Regions from separate parts of the Homo sapiens genome. Here all the other regions are linked to region 2. Evidence: chromatin contacts called from ENCODE Hi-C or POLR2A ChIA-PET data. All regions are on one chromosome and are shown on one strand. Each heading gives the region's core, a stretch centred on a gene start or an enhancer-like site at or near the end of the contact. The rest is flanking DNA. Distances are from core to core; before and after follow the strand shown. Region 1 holds the start of SBNO1-AS1 (SBNO1 antisense RNA 1). Region 2 holds the start of RAB35 (RAB35, member RAS oncogene family). Region 3 holds the start of BRI3BP (BRI3 binding protein).

Region 1 (4,403 bases), core at 1,253-3,752, 3.2 Mb after region 2:
AAAAAAAAAAAAAAAAAAAAAAAGGATTCTGACGGGGGGGCCAAGGGCGGTGGCTCACGGCTGTAATTCCAGCACTCCGGGAGACAGAGGTGAGTGGATCACTTGAGGTCACTAGTGTGAGACCAGCCTGGCCGACATGGTGAAACCCCTTTCTGCCAACTACATAAAAAAAAATTAGCCAGGTGTGGTGGCACATGCCTGCAATCCCAGCTACTAGGGAGACTGAGGCAGGAGAATTGTTTGAACCCTGAAGGCAGAGGTTGCAGTGAGCCGAGTTCATACCACTACACTCCAGCCTGGGCAACACAGCAAGACTCCGCCTCAAAAAAAAAAAAAAAAAAAAAAAAGATTCTGAAGGGGCCAGGCACAATGGCTCATGCCTGTAATCCCACCACTTCGGGAAGCGGAGGCCAGAAGATTGCTTGAGGCCAGTAGCTGCCTCCCAACATGGTGAGACCCCCGCCTCTCAACAAAAAAATTAAAAAAAAAAAAATTAGCTGCTGTAGTGGTGCACATCTGTAGTCCCAGCTACTCCGGAGGCTGAAGTGGGACGATCGCTTGAGCCCAGGAGTTCAAGCTGCAGTGAGCTATGACCACGTCACTGCACTTCAGCTTGAGCAACAGAGTGGGACCCTGTCTCAAAAATTTAAAAATAGCATAAATATTCCAAACGCAATTATATGGAATAAGTTGGAATGGAAGATAAAAAGCAGAAGCCAGAGAAAAAAAGTAAAGTCGTCTCCCATCGGAAAAATTTTGGAAACAACTTCTTTAAAAGATGAGAGAAAATGTTCCCTTGCTTGCAAAATTAATGTCCCACTCAAGTCACCAGTAGGAAATTCTGCTATCTTCTGTGCAACGATGATAGCTTTCCCTACGCTTATGAAAATCAATTCTGATTGCTAGAAAATATGGTGGAAAATAGAATCCCTCTGTACTGTCAGCTCGCAGAATTATCTGAAAGTGTTAAGTCAATTCCTGCTAGGGCACTCCGGATGACAGTTCTCTGCACCCTTCTGGATGACTCTTTAGAAACCATATTCCATCCCTAATTCTGGCTGTCTAGAATATATGAAACATTTAACTCAACATAAAATGATAATAGCCAACTTTCAAAGGTCAAAGGGGACCAGTTTATAACCTTCCCTCAACACGTGTTCAGTACAAACTTCCGGGTGCACTTACAATTGGCTGCGCAATTCAATGGATAAAAACGTTGCTTTATTTGTCTCTCATTTTCTGGCCCGTTCTTTTCCCACGTTTCTCAACCAGCGACTCCCCAAAACAAAAGCCTCCCACAGTAAACCGAGCACGCACATAAAAAGAGCTTCTCTGTGCGAGGATCAAGTTAGTGGTCCGCAAACATTAACCAAACAGAAGCACAAAGCAGGGGTGGGAAGGGGAGGAGCTGGATGCCAGGGTCAGGAAAGAAACAATCAGAAGGGTTTAGGAACATCCAAATCTCCTCAGCGGTTAAACCGACCCCAAACCACTTCTGGGAAACCACCGGTATCCACTGCTTTGGGGAACTCTGGATGCTCGTTATGCCAAACGCTCTCAAAGTAAGCAAATCCCCAACTGCCGTTCCCCTCCATGGGTAATTCTTAGGGTCTGGGAGGTGAGCTCGCCCGCCGAGGCAGAACTAAGCGAGTCGCCTGGAGAGGCGTGAAGGGAGCCTGCACGTGTCCCCCGCGGCTTCCCCACCGCCCCAAGAGCGGGGCATGTACGAGACCGCGCTGTGGGGTTCAGATTTAGGAAGGACGACCGCGTCGCCTGCCTCCCTCCCTCGCCCAGAGCCGGGAGCAATGCTGGGGCACGAAAGAGGACTTGGGAAGGATCCGGTCCTTACTTTCCCCGCGGGTCCCGGACCCGCAGCCCCCGGGTTGTGAGGCGGAAGCCAAAGGGGCGAACCCAGCGGAGCCGGCGTGCACAGACCCTGCCCCGCGGTCCAAGAGGGGTGCCTCCGGCCCGGGACAGCGGGGCTCCCGGAGCCCGAAAGCCCCACGAGCGGCGACAGCGGGGCCCGGCGCTGACGAACAGAGGAAGCGAGTACAACGGAGCCGCCGTCGGGAACATGCCCCCGAGGGCCCCGGAGCGCGCGGCCGCGAGGAGCGGCAAGCGGCGAGGGAGGCCCCAAGCCGGGGCGAGGTGGCTGTCCCCCCAGCCTGGCCCCGCACGGCCCCCCGAGGGTGGGAGTGGGAGGCTGTCCGGGAGGGGGAGTGTGGAAGGAGAAAAGGGCCAAGGGAAGGACTTACTTTCCCCGCGGGACCCGGCGCCAGCACAGCTCCTCCCGGGAGGTGTGAGTTTGAAGGACCAGAGGCGACTGGAGCGGAGGCGGCGGTGGCGGCGGCAGCAGCGGCGTCCTGCTCTGCCTACCTCCCCGCCGCCATCTTGACGCCCCTCCCCCAGCCCCCCCGCCCCGCCGGGAGGGGCGGGGGAGGGGCAACGGATGAGGCGCCGCGCGCACGCAGCGCCCTCACGTGACTTCCTCCCTCCTCCCCCACCCGCCTCTCTGCGCCCCTCTCCGCCCCGCCTCCCTCCTAGGTGAAGGAAGATGATTTCCCCCCCATCTTGACCACCCCCCAGTCTTCGCCGCCAAAAACGGACTCCGCCGGCTATCCTCGGCCCGGTACCAGTTGTTGGATCCAAGAGAATTCCGGAACCCAAACGGTCCATTACCGCGGCTCTGGGGTGGGCGAGGGGTGAGGGGGCCGGGTTTCCGCGAAGGGGGAGGGGGAAGGCGAAGGCCACCTAGGAGAGTCACGTGACTACTGTTTCCGCCGGCGCTCACGGAGAGCTCGCGGTAATTCCGTTTCCCCGCCCTTTTTTCCCCGCGGCCTGTCGGGAAGAAGGTCCGCGTGCCAGGGCTATCGGGAGGTCGGCCGGAGGGCCGCGCGCATGCGCCCCGCGCCTGCTTTCAAACTCCGGTTAGGAAGGGCCTGGAGCTATTTTCAGAACCTGTTAGGGTGGGGAGCTACGGCCCAGGAAGTTACCTAGCAGCGTTTCTGTCACTTGGAAGATCTCTTCATTACCTAGTTAGTCCTAGAAACAAAATGTTTACATATTCATTGCTTGTTAGGCTCGCTCAAAGCACTTTATTGGCAGTGAAACCGCAAGTAACCCGGAGCCCTCGGCGCGACCACGGCTAGAATCAGAGCCTAAGGCGTGTGAGCTCAGCCATCCCACGTCTGTCTTCACGCTCATACGCAAGCCCGACACACCGGGGCTCCCACTTAATGAATACTGAAGAGTAGGGCTGTCCCTACCGCTTCTCACTTCCTTGTTTTCATCTTTTCGTTATTATTAAGCGACCTAACACAATAAACATATTACCTTGTTGGTAACCCTTTTGTAAAGTCATTCTGAAAGTGCTGTTTGACTCCGTTGCTTGGGTAATAAGCACGCCTGGGTGATTCTTGCCCCCTACTGGCTGCGCATCCTACAAGCCTAGTGCTGAAAGCAAACCAAGTAGCTGGAACAGTTGGAGGTTACAGTGTGAACTCTTCCAGAGACAAAGTATTCGGGGAAAGAAAGGAAAAAGTAGGCACAGAAAGAATAGGAAACTTCAGTGTTTGTACACATAGATATGTATTATATATCTATGTATACATTTATAAATATTTTTAAAGTGCTAACTAATCGCTTTACTAATTACATTATTTCATTTAATCCTCTCACACACATAGAAAAAAAACCTATAAAGACAAAAATAAAAAATATTTTAGGCCGGGCGCAGTGGCTCACGCCTGTAATCCCAGCACTTCGGGAGGCCGAGGTGGGCGGACCACCTGAGGTCAGGAGTTCGAGACCAGCCTGGCCAACATGGTGAAACCCCATCTCTGCTAAAAATACAAAATTTAGCTGGGGCTTGGTGGCGGGCACCTGTAATCCCAGCTACTCTGGAGGCTGAGGCAGGAGAATCGCTTGAACTCAAGAGACGGAGGTTGCAGTGAGCCGAGATCGTGCCATTGCACTGCAGCCTGGGCGACAGAGCGAGAATCCGACTCAAAAACAAAAAACAAAAAAAACCTTAGGCACAGGCCAGGTGTGGTGGCTCACGCCTGTAATCCCAACACTTTGGGAGGCTGAAACGGGGATCTCAGCCAGGAGTTTGAGACCAGACTTGGGTAACAAAGTGCAACCTCATCTCGACAAAAAAACATTTTTCTTTTTGAGACGGGGTCTCGCTCTGTCGGTCGCCCAGGCTGGAGTGCAGTAGCGCGATCTCGGCTCACTGCAACCTCTGCCTCCTGGGTTCACGCCATTGTCCTGCCTCAGCCTCCCGAGTAGCTAGGACTTTTTTTTTTTTTTTTTTGTATTTTTAGTGGAGACGGGGTTTCACCGTGGTCTCGATCTCCTGACCTCGTGATCCACCCATCTCGGCCTCCCAAAGTGCTGGGATT
Region 2 (4,385 bases), core at 576-3,075:
ATGGCCCCAGTGCCAGTCCCTCAGAACCCAGGCCAGGGCTGCAAGGAAATCATGTAAAGGAAGAAGCCTCAAGACCCTGAAGAATACCAAAGGCCATCTCCAAGAGAACACTCCAGAGCTTGCCTGGTTTCCCTTCATTCAAACCATAACCAGTCAGTACTCCACCTTTCTACCTCCTTCCCCAACCTCAGTTACTCTTCCATCTCCCTGGTTAGCCCCCAGCTTTCCCCCTTACCTCTCCCCTCCTCCAGCAACCACGGAAACCTCAGCCATCCTTCACCTGATCCAAACCACCAACCACATCTCCATCCAGCTTTAAAAGGGAGGCCAAAACCACCCACTTCCCTGACCTAGCTCTGACATCGCTACCCAACACTCCTACATCCCAAGTCATACCGCTCACTTGATTTGATCCCCTTTCCTTAACAGTCCATGGGCTCTACCACCAGCCTGGCCTCTGCCTCCAATCATAAGACATCCCTCCCCACACTCAGCTCAGGTCTGGTCTACAAACTGAGCATGCTCCCAAGACTCTTTCATGAACATCATATAACCCCAGCACCTCAGTTTCGCTCCCATAAACCTTCTGGGGCCTGCCTTCCTGACCTCTTGGTCACTCCATAAACCTGCTCACCTGCCACACTCCAAACAGCTCTAAAACCCTCCACCTTTTCCCAGAAACCAGTCTACCTTTTCGAAGGACACTTAATATTCATTAATTCCTTCTGCAAATATGTCTTAAGCATGTACTGGGTGCCAGGCACTGTTCTAGGCACTGGAGCTAGAGCAGTGATCAGAGCTAGGAGCCCTCAAGCAGTGTGTGTGTGTGGCCAAAGCACTTTTATAATTTTGGCTGTCCCATCCCCAGGACCCCTCTGTATATAGTAGTGTAACAGCAAACAGTGACAACTCACTATGTGCCAGGAGCTGTGAGCAACACTGCAGAATCTCACTTAATACTCACATCAACCCCATAAGGCAGATCCAACTATCATTCCATCTTACAGATGAGGAAACTGAACCACGCAGGGATATAATAATTCAGCAGGAATATGCCAGACCCTGTGCAAAGCCCTTTATCCGACTTACCTCATTTAAACCTCACGGCAATCCCATGAGGCAGGTTCTGAGAACGTCCTCATTTTAGATGGGAAGAAACTGACGCTTATAAAGGATACTGATGATAATGACAATAGTGAACATTTACTTCGAGCTTACTTTACCGGGTAGGGCGCTACGCACTTTTCCTACTTTATCCCATCGAATCCTCACACCACCCAGCAAGGCACATCCCCACTTCTCAGATGAGGGAACTGAGGCTCAGGACGGCGAAGCAACTTGCCCAAGGTCAGCGCGAGGCAGGTGGTAGTCCTGAGACTCGAACCCACGTCTCTCCAACTCCAGAGATCGCGCGACTTGACCAAGGTCACACGTGAGGCAGGAACAGGCGCGATGACTGGACCCGGCGCGCTTGGCCCCTCCGCCCCGCGCCCCAACCTCCCCTCGGCGCGGTCCGGAGCCCCTCGGCGCACCCCTGGGGCCCAGACCGCCGGGCTGCCCCGCCCGCCCGCCCCGCACGGGCCGGCACCTCCCCGCCCGCCTGCCGCCCCGAGGCCCCCGCGGGCCGCGCCCGGCAGGGCCCGCGCCGCCTCCGGCCGCTGCGGCCCTCACCGCTGTCGCCGATGATGAGCAGCTTGAAGAGGTGGTCGTAGTCCCGGGCCATGGCGGGCGGGGGCGGTGCGCGCGGGCGGGCGGGGTCGGTACTGGCCTCGCGATCCGCAGCTCCCTTCGGGCTGCTCCGGCAGCGGCGGATCCACTTCCCGAACAAACAGCCGGAACTGACAGAAACACCTCCCTCCGCTCCCCCTCCTCCTCCTCAGCAGCCGCCGCCGCTACCACCGCCTCCCTCCTTCCCGCCCCGCCCCACCACTGCGCAGGCGCAGCGTCTGGCACCGCCTTGCGCAGCCGCAGCCTGAGCCGGCCGCGCCCGGGTCGCGCACGCGCCCTGACGGAGTCCCAGCAAGCGCGGGCCCGTCTTCCTCGCGTCTCCTCGGGGAGCGTCGTCGCCGCCACCCTGGGCGCTGAGAGCTTGCGGAGCCGAGCCGCTGTCGAGTCCCAGCGGAAAGAAGCCCAAGGTGCCGGAGAAGCCCGGTCGTGGACGTTGTTGCTCCCTCATCTTCGAGACCCGCACGCCCTGCGGAGAGGAAATGACAGGCACGCCGCGACCGTGGGGCGGGGCTCGCACGAGCTCCGGGTTTCCAGAGGCAGGGGCCGGGGCCGTAGAAGGCAGAGTCGCGCGGGGAAGGCCCGGTACCCCGCCCCTTCCGCACCGACCCCTCCCCCGCGGAGCTGGCCCCGGCCCCGGGCCTGTGGAGTGGACGCCGAGGGCGGCGGGCGGCTTCCGAGTTGGACAGAACGGGAGCTGCCGGCGGGAGCAGAGCTGCGAGGAGGTGGCCTTTGAGGGCAGCGCGGGGTCGAAATCCCATCCCAGCGCTGTGACCTCTTGGAGCCCACATTGCCTCTTTGGTGGAGGGGAGGGAGTGGTCCAGCTCCGAGCCGAGCCTGGGAGCTGAATGACCCAGTGTGCAAGGCGCACCTCGGAGACCGAAAGCAACCGCTCCCCCGGCTTCAATTTCACACCACCTGCAGATACACGTCTCAGAATCTGCGGCTAGGAAGACCTGGGCCGCCAGAAGCTAAACGTGTGCATTTTGTCATCAGCCCCGGTTTCTCGTTTTAGAGTGAGTTCCCACCTGCCCTACCTAAACTGACCTGAAACGGAAAGTTGTATGCCCCCACGACCATCCTCACTGCAGAACTGCAGAGGGTTTTAAGCTCCTTATTACCTGTTTCTTATAATCCTGTCCCTTTCCAGGCGAGTATTTATCGGATAGTTCTACTTGTTTTATCAAACTTCCTTTTCTTTTGACTTTATAAAAAGCAATGCCGGGAGGCTGAGGCGGGAGAATCGCTTGAACCCGGGAGGCGGAGGTTGCAGTGAGCTGAGATCTCGCCATTGCACTCCATTCTGGGCAACAAGAGCGAAACTCCGTCTCAAAAAAAAAAAACAATGTTCGTCCTTAAAATTATGTGCAGAAGTTTACTGAAAAGTACAAGTTACTATTTTTCCTTCTGAAGCACTCCTCACAGGTAACCCCTGTTAGTTTCACAGGTAACCTTAAAATGCTTAACACATATTTGTTGAATGAATAAGTGCCCCCCAGTGAATTTCCTTTGCCTGTACAAACATATATGTACATACCTTGCTTTTTCTATTTAACAGTACACTTTTATCATTTAACATCTGCGTGGTATGGTACTCCATCCGATAACCATCGGATGTACTATTATTTAACCACTCCGCTATTAATAGACATTCATGCTGTTTATATTTTTTGGTTATAATAAACATTGTTGCAGGCGGGATCATTGAACAACACATGGAGTGTCTGACTCAAGCCTTGAGTTGTTTTTCCGGGAGCTGAGAATCAGTGTGGTGATATCGAAATAACATGAGCTTGGAATCTGAAGGTACTGGCTAGGGAGAAGAGCTGCTCATGTGCTCCCGATAGAAAGTCCCCCTTGGTCGGGAAGGTTAGGGCCATCCTCTGACTCAGCAGTTTTAGGAAATAGAGGGGGAGAAGGAAGGTATGTACCTTCCTTCCACCAGGGAGGCACGCCCAGCCCTAACCAGCCAGCGAGGCAGTAGGTCCTCCTAGCTCATCTTCACAACCTGGGCTGGTGTCGGGAAGACTTTCGTTCCAATGCTAGCTTTGGAATCCTGGCCTCCATCCCTTAAAAGCTTTGTGATCTTAGGTAAGTCACATCACACTATCTCAAAGCCCCCGTTTCCTCACAGAATGGTTGTTTTAGAGTTATGTTTGTAAATTACCTGGCACATGTAGGCATGTGACAGACTGTAACCAATGTTACTCAAGGTCATTTTGCACTGATTCATACTTTGAGCCATTTCCTACTGTAGACTCTAGCACACATTTTCAAGGCAGCTTCCTGATAATAAGGCTGTAGGATATTTTTGGGAAATAAATCCAAATTGGCCATTAAAACCAGATTCCTGACTTTGCCTGCATGTGTCATCTGGAAAGCAATCGGCATAAATTCCTTCATTTCTTTGGTAACTATTTAATGAGTGTTTATGTGCCACGGATTGCAGAGGTTATAAGAAGAGAGCCTTAGGCCGGGCGCTGTGGCTCACACCCATAATCCCAGCACTTTGGGAGGCTGAGGCGGGAGGATCACGAGGTCAGGAGTTCAAGACCAGCCTGGCCAAGATGGTGAAACCCCATCTCTACTAAAAATAAAAAAAATTAGCCGGGCACGATGGCAGGCGCCGGTAATCCCAGCTACTCGGGAGGCTAAGGCAG
Region 3 (4,617 bases), core at 1,331-3,830, 4.9 Mb after region 2:
AGACAGCAAGAAGAAGGCAGATACATAACAGCATGGATGGATCTCACAAATATAAAGTTGAACAAAAGCTGGGCGTGGTGGCTCACGCCTGTAATTCCAGCACTTTGGGAGGCCAAGGCAGGCGGATCACCTGAGGTCAGGAGTTTGAGACCAGCCTGGCCAACATGGCGAAACCTGTCTCCACTAAAAATACAAACATTAGCCGGGTGTGGTGGCGCGTGCCTATAGTCCCAGCTACACGGAAGGCTGAGGCAGGAGAATCGCTTGAACCCCGGAGGCGGAGGTTGCAGTGAGCCGAGATCATGCCACTGCACTCCAGCCTGGGCAACAGAGCAAGACTCCGTCTCAAAAAATAAAAAATAAATAAAAAAAAAAGTTGAACAAAAGAAGCCAACCCCCAGAGTACTGTGTGGTTCATTTACATAAACTTCAAACACAGGCAAATGAATCCCCTAAATTTTAAGAGGAACATAGTGAATGGGAGGGGACAAAGGGAGGCTTCGTGGGGGAACTGGTAATGTTTCGTTTCTTGATTTGGGTGCTGGTTACCTTGGGTATTCAGTTTGTGAAAATTCATAAAAATTTATATGATTGTGTATTTTTCTGTATGTTATACCTTAATTAAAAAGTTTATTATTATTATTATTATTATCATTTTTTATAGAGATAGGTTTCACTATGTTGGCCAGGCTGGCCTCGAACTCCTGTGTTCAAGCAATCCTCCTGCCTTGGCCTCCCAAAACAAGCTTGTGCCACTACACCTGGCGTAAAAAAAGGTTTTTGTTTTGTTTTGTTTTGTTTTTGGGACGGAGTTTCACTCTTGTTGCCCAGGCTGGAGTGCAGTGGCTTAGTCTCGGCTCACTGCAACCTCCGCCTCCCAGGTTTAGGCGGTTGTCCTGCCTCAGCCTCCCGAGTAGCTGGGATCACAAGCAGGCACCACCATAACTGGCTCATTTTGGATTTTTTTTTTTTTTTTTTTTTTTTTTTGAGACGGAGTCTCGCTCTGTCGCCCAGGCTGGAGTGCAGTGGCACGATCTCGGCTCACTGCAACTTCCGCCTCCCGGGTTCACGCCATTCTTCTGCCTCAGGCTCTGAGTAGCTGGGACTACGGCGCCCGCCGCCACGCCCGGCTATTGTATTTTTAGTAGAGACGGGGTTTCACTGTGTTAGCCAGGATGGTCTCGATCTCCTGACCTCGTGATCCGCCCGCCTCGGCCTCCCAAATTGCTGACCTTGTGATCCGCCCGCCTCGGCCTCCCAAAGTGCTGGGATTACAGGCGTGAGCCACGGCGCCTGGCCTCATTTTGTATTTTTAGTAGAGACGGAGGGATTTCTCCATGTTGGTCAAGCTGGTCTCGAACTCCCGACCTCAGGTCACCCGCCTCAGCCTCCCAAAGTGCTGGAATCACAGGCGTTAACCACCGCACCCGACCTACAAAAAAGTTTTTAAAAAGATAAACAATACAGGAAAAAATGTGCAAAGGATATGAATAGGTAATTCACAGAGAAGTAATTCAAATGGCCAATAAATCTATGAAAATCTTACTAGGAATCCAGAAAATGTAAATTCAAAAATAAGAGCATTTTGTATTCTTTGGATTGGCAAAAATTGAGTTTTATTTTCTTGGTTGTCTAAAAAAAATGTTGGTTAGACTTGATTTGTTTGATTTAGGATGCAAACAGGGTCCTTGCATTGCATGGGTTATTATGGCTCTTAAGTCTTTAAAACCAATTATCCTCCTCTTCGCTCACCTTTTATACCAATTATTTATTGAACAAACTGGGTCGTTTGTTTGGTAGAATGCCCCACATGCTGGAGTTGGTTGGTTGCTTCTGCTGCTTCTAAGTTTTCCTTATCTGCCATATTTCCTGTAAACTGTAGGTTTGATCTAGAGGCCCCATCAGGTTCATGCTCAACTTGTCTTGGCAAGAATCCATCGCAGGTGGCGCTGGTACTTCCTGGCACTAAGATCGATTGGCGGGACCGGGACTTCGCGGCTTAGCCCCTCCATTTTCAAGTTCCCCGCCAAACCCTCCCCTCTTGGTTGTACCCATTTCTGATGATCATCGCGTGAATCCATCATTCTATTGAGGGGTGCCAAATAATTTTCGGATTCTCTCATTCATCCTCATGTATTAGCTGGACTTTGTAAAAGAAAGTCCCTCCCCAACTATTTTGGGGCTCTGAAATACAGTTCATTCAGGAAGGGCAGGAGGATGCCTGATGCTTTCTTGTTATTTAAAATTTTCAGGATGAATGAGCTGATGCCCACGAGGGCGAATTTTGGGGTACCATTATAATACATTCAGGGAGATTACATATATGTCTATTTCATGTTTTTCAATCAGTTGCAGTCACTTTCCTGGTTGAAGCTGTTGCAAGTTTTACAGGCACGGGTTGCTTTTCCACGGATAAGTTAAAAAAGAGAATTTTTTTTTAAATGATGAGAAGCCGCACCGGGTCGGGGCAGGCTTCCGGGAGGCGGGCGCGGGGCCCCGGGGCCGGGTCGCGTTGGTCCCGCGCCGGGGGCGGGGCGCGGCGTGGGCTGGGCCGTGCGCCTTTGCGCGCGGGGCGGGGCAGGTGGCGCAGCAGCGGCGGCGGCGGCTGTGGGTAAAGGCGCGGCGCGCGGCCCCCGAGCGCGCCAACCTTGCCCTAGCCGGAGCCCGCTGCGGCCCAGCGCACGGCCCTCACCCCGCATCGCGACCCCGCGCCCCGCCGGCCGAGCATGGGCGCGCGCGCCTCAGGCGGGCCCCTGGCCCGGGCCGGGCTCCTGCTGCTGCTGCTGCTGCTGCTGCTGCTCGGGCTGCTGGCCCCGGGCGCGCAGGGGGCGCGGGGCCGCGGCGGCGCGGAGAAGAACAGCTACCGCCGCACGGTCAACACCTTCTCCCAGAGCGTCAGCAGCCTGTTCGGCGAGGACAACGTGCGCGCCGCTCAGAAGGTGGGCGCCGGGCCCGCGCCCGCGGTCACCTTGCCCCGGTCGCCACGCACCTGGCTACCGGGGCCGACCTGGGAGGAGCGCGGCCTCCGGGGCTGCCCGCCCGGCCAGCGCGCGGGAAGAGGGGGTCCGGCCTGCGCCTCGGGGCCTGCCGCCTGCGGCCCCCGCCGGGCCTGACCAGTGCGGGTCTGGGCGGCCGGGCCTCGGGGCGCCCTCTCCTCTGCGCCGCGCTTCTCCTTGGACCTTGCCTCCGCGGTCGGCGCAGCCAGAGTCTCTCCCGGCTGCGCTGACGCCTGCCGCGCGTCTCATTCATTCATTCACCGCGTTTGAATGGCTCCTACTGTGAGCCAGGCAGCACACTGGCGCTCTCGGTCCCCACGCGGCTGCGCCCTCCCCAGCTACCCCGGGTTTGTCCTAGCCTCGCATCCCGACCCACTTCCCCTGGGACCTTCTGCCCCACTCCTCCTCCTGCTTTGAAGATACTTGGAGTTGTTTTTACTTTACAGGAAAAGAAGGGAGCAATGCGATTTGCTCGGTGGCTTTGGGAAACCGAGCACCTACTGTGTGCGGGGCCTTTCGCGTGGAGCCTTTTGTTTAGTTTGGGGAGGTCCCGGATCCTGCAGCCTCCTGGGAAGGGTGTTGAGTCCCAGGAGGATCGCAGGGGGTTTTCCCCAATTCCTGCTCTCTGGAGCTAGGTGCGATAGGGGTGCCATTCCGGGCCGAAGTCCGCCGACTAGCTCTTGAGAAGGAGGAAGTTACTGGGGACAGTTGTGTGTGGTATTGCGGTTCCTTTGCTGTTCCCTGGGGAGGAGGGGGCTCTTGCTTGCCGCCAGCCTTCCTGGGGTTTTGGAGTCAGAGAAGTTTGGGTTCAAGTTGGAGCTCTACCAGTTGGATGACTTTGGGGAAGTGACTTCACTTCTTTGAGCTTGTTTCTTTATTTGTTAAATGGGGATAGTAATCATTCCCCTTCATTGCGAGGTTGTAATTATGACTAGTTGGTACCTTCCTGGCCCAGAATCATGGCTAAAAAGTTAAAGTTTTCTGCTCATTGAGAGGGAGTGGGGAATAGAAGGGAATATGAAGGCCGAAATCAGATTGACTGCATGTTCTTACTGGATAACATGAAAGGTTAATTTGTTAGGAAAACAGTAAGTTTTGACCTCCCTCTCCTGTGGGCAGGGGCACCTCTTGCACAGGTGGGTCTGTGTCTTCATACATGTAGGGGAGAGAACGCTTTGTAGGTGGCCAAAGAGGGGCAAGGAAGCAGGGCTGAACGCCTGAATGTGAAAAGGTTGCCCTGGAGTCTGGCGCGGGAAAGGATCAGGGGTGTGAGTGCAGGGAGTCTCACTTACTTCCTCTTGATGCCGTTTCGGAGCTATTTGAAGGCAGAAATCATTTGTTTTAGAGCAAAAATAAGCCTGTCTTTTTCACGCAGGGTGACCACAGGATCCCCATGTCTCAACTGACGGTGGTTCCATGTGACAATCTAAGGCCAACAAACATGAAATACGAGTGGTTATTTAAGACTTTTACTTAAATAAGACAATCTGTATTCTGGCAGAGCATCTCCGAATCTGGGGGTCAGAGCTCTTCCTGGGCTAAACCGGGGTTTGTGCCTTTAATAGAGATACTAATGATTACTAAGTGCTTTTGTAGATAGAATAATCTTATGTAATCCTTA

What was found. A loop is a pair of places that touch in the nucleus more often than their neighbours do. ChIA-PET counts read pairs that join two places held with the same protein, here RNA polymerase II (POLR2A). Pooled maps may share reads with other maps.
Region 1: a loop to region 2 is called in a map of Right ventricle myocardium inferior, with 10 times the contacts of the local background. The contact joins the promoter of SBNO1-AS1 here to the promoter of RAB35 in region 2. A Hi-C loop is called at or near these places in 2 of 168 maps with a recorded cell type or tissue (Right ventricle myocardium inferior and naive thymus-derived CD4-positive, alpha-beta T cell) and 5 of 50 pooled maps. POLR2A ChIA-PET finds 5 or more read pairs at or near these places in 2 of 52 experiments (AG04450 and activated T-cell).
Region 3: a loop to region 2 is called in a pooled map, with 16 times the contacts of the local background. The contact joins the promoter of BRI3BP here to the promoter of RAB35 in region 2. A Hi-C loop is called at or near these places in 2 of 37 single-sample maps with no recorded cell type and 5 of 50 pooled maps.

What each region holds. Positions count from the first base shown.
Region 1 is chr12:123,362,446-123,366,848 of GRCh38, forward strand. It overlaps SBNO1-AS1 (SBNO1 antisense RNA 1), which reads left to right and starts at 2,503. Exons shown (of 2, transcript NR_157806.1): 1 at 2,503-2,670; 2 at 3,080-3,359. It overlaps SBNO1 (strawberry notch homolog 1), which reads right to left and starts at 2,402. Exons shown (of 32, transcript NM_001167856.3): 1 at 2,256-2,402. MIR8072 (microRNA 8072) reads right to left here and starts at 2,398; the gene lies at 2,319-2,398. RefSeq lists enhancers at 1,068-1,786, 1,443-1,492, 2,953-3,162 and silencers at 1,973-2,082, 2,123-2,202, 2,313-2,552, 2,683-2,782.
Region 2 is chr12:120,114,928-120,119,312 of GRCh38, forward strand. RAB35 (RAB35, member RAS oncogene family) reads right to left here and starts at 1,826. Exons shown (of 6, transcript NM_006861.7): 1 at 1,672-1,826. The coding sequence starts at 1,723. RAB35-AS1 (RAB35 antisense RNA 1) reads left to right here and starts at 1,980. Exons shown (of 1, transcript NR_182302.1): 1 at 1,980-4,076. RefSeq lists enhancers at 1,017-1,809, 1,810-2,601, 3,394-4,185, 3,605-3,704, 3,735-3,804 and 1 more and silencers at 1,527-1,656, 1,757-2,066, 2,227-2,576, 2,667-2,726, 2,714-2,892.
Region 3 is chr12:124,991,065-124,995,681 of GRCh38, forward strand. It overlaps BRI3BP (BRI3 binding protein), which reads left to right and starts at 2,581. Exons shown (of 3, transcript NM_080626.6): 1 at 2,581-2,939. The coding sequence starts at 2,727. RefSeq lists enhancers at 1,151-1,651, 3,371-3,460 and silencers at 2,411-2,730, 2,751-2,800, 2,901-2,950, 2,961-3,210, 3,221-3,280.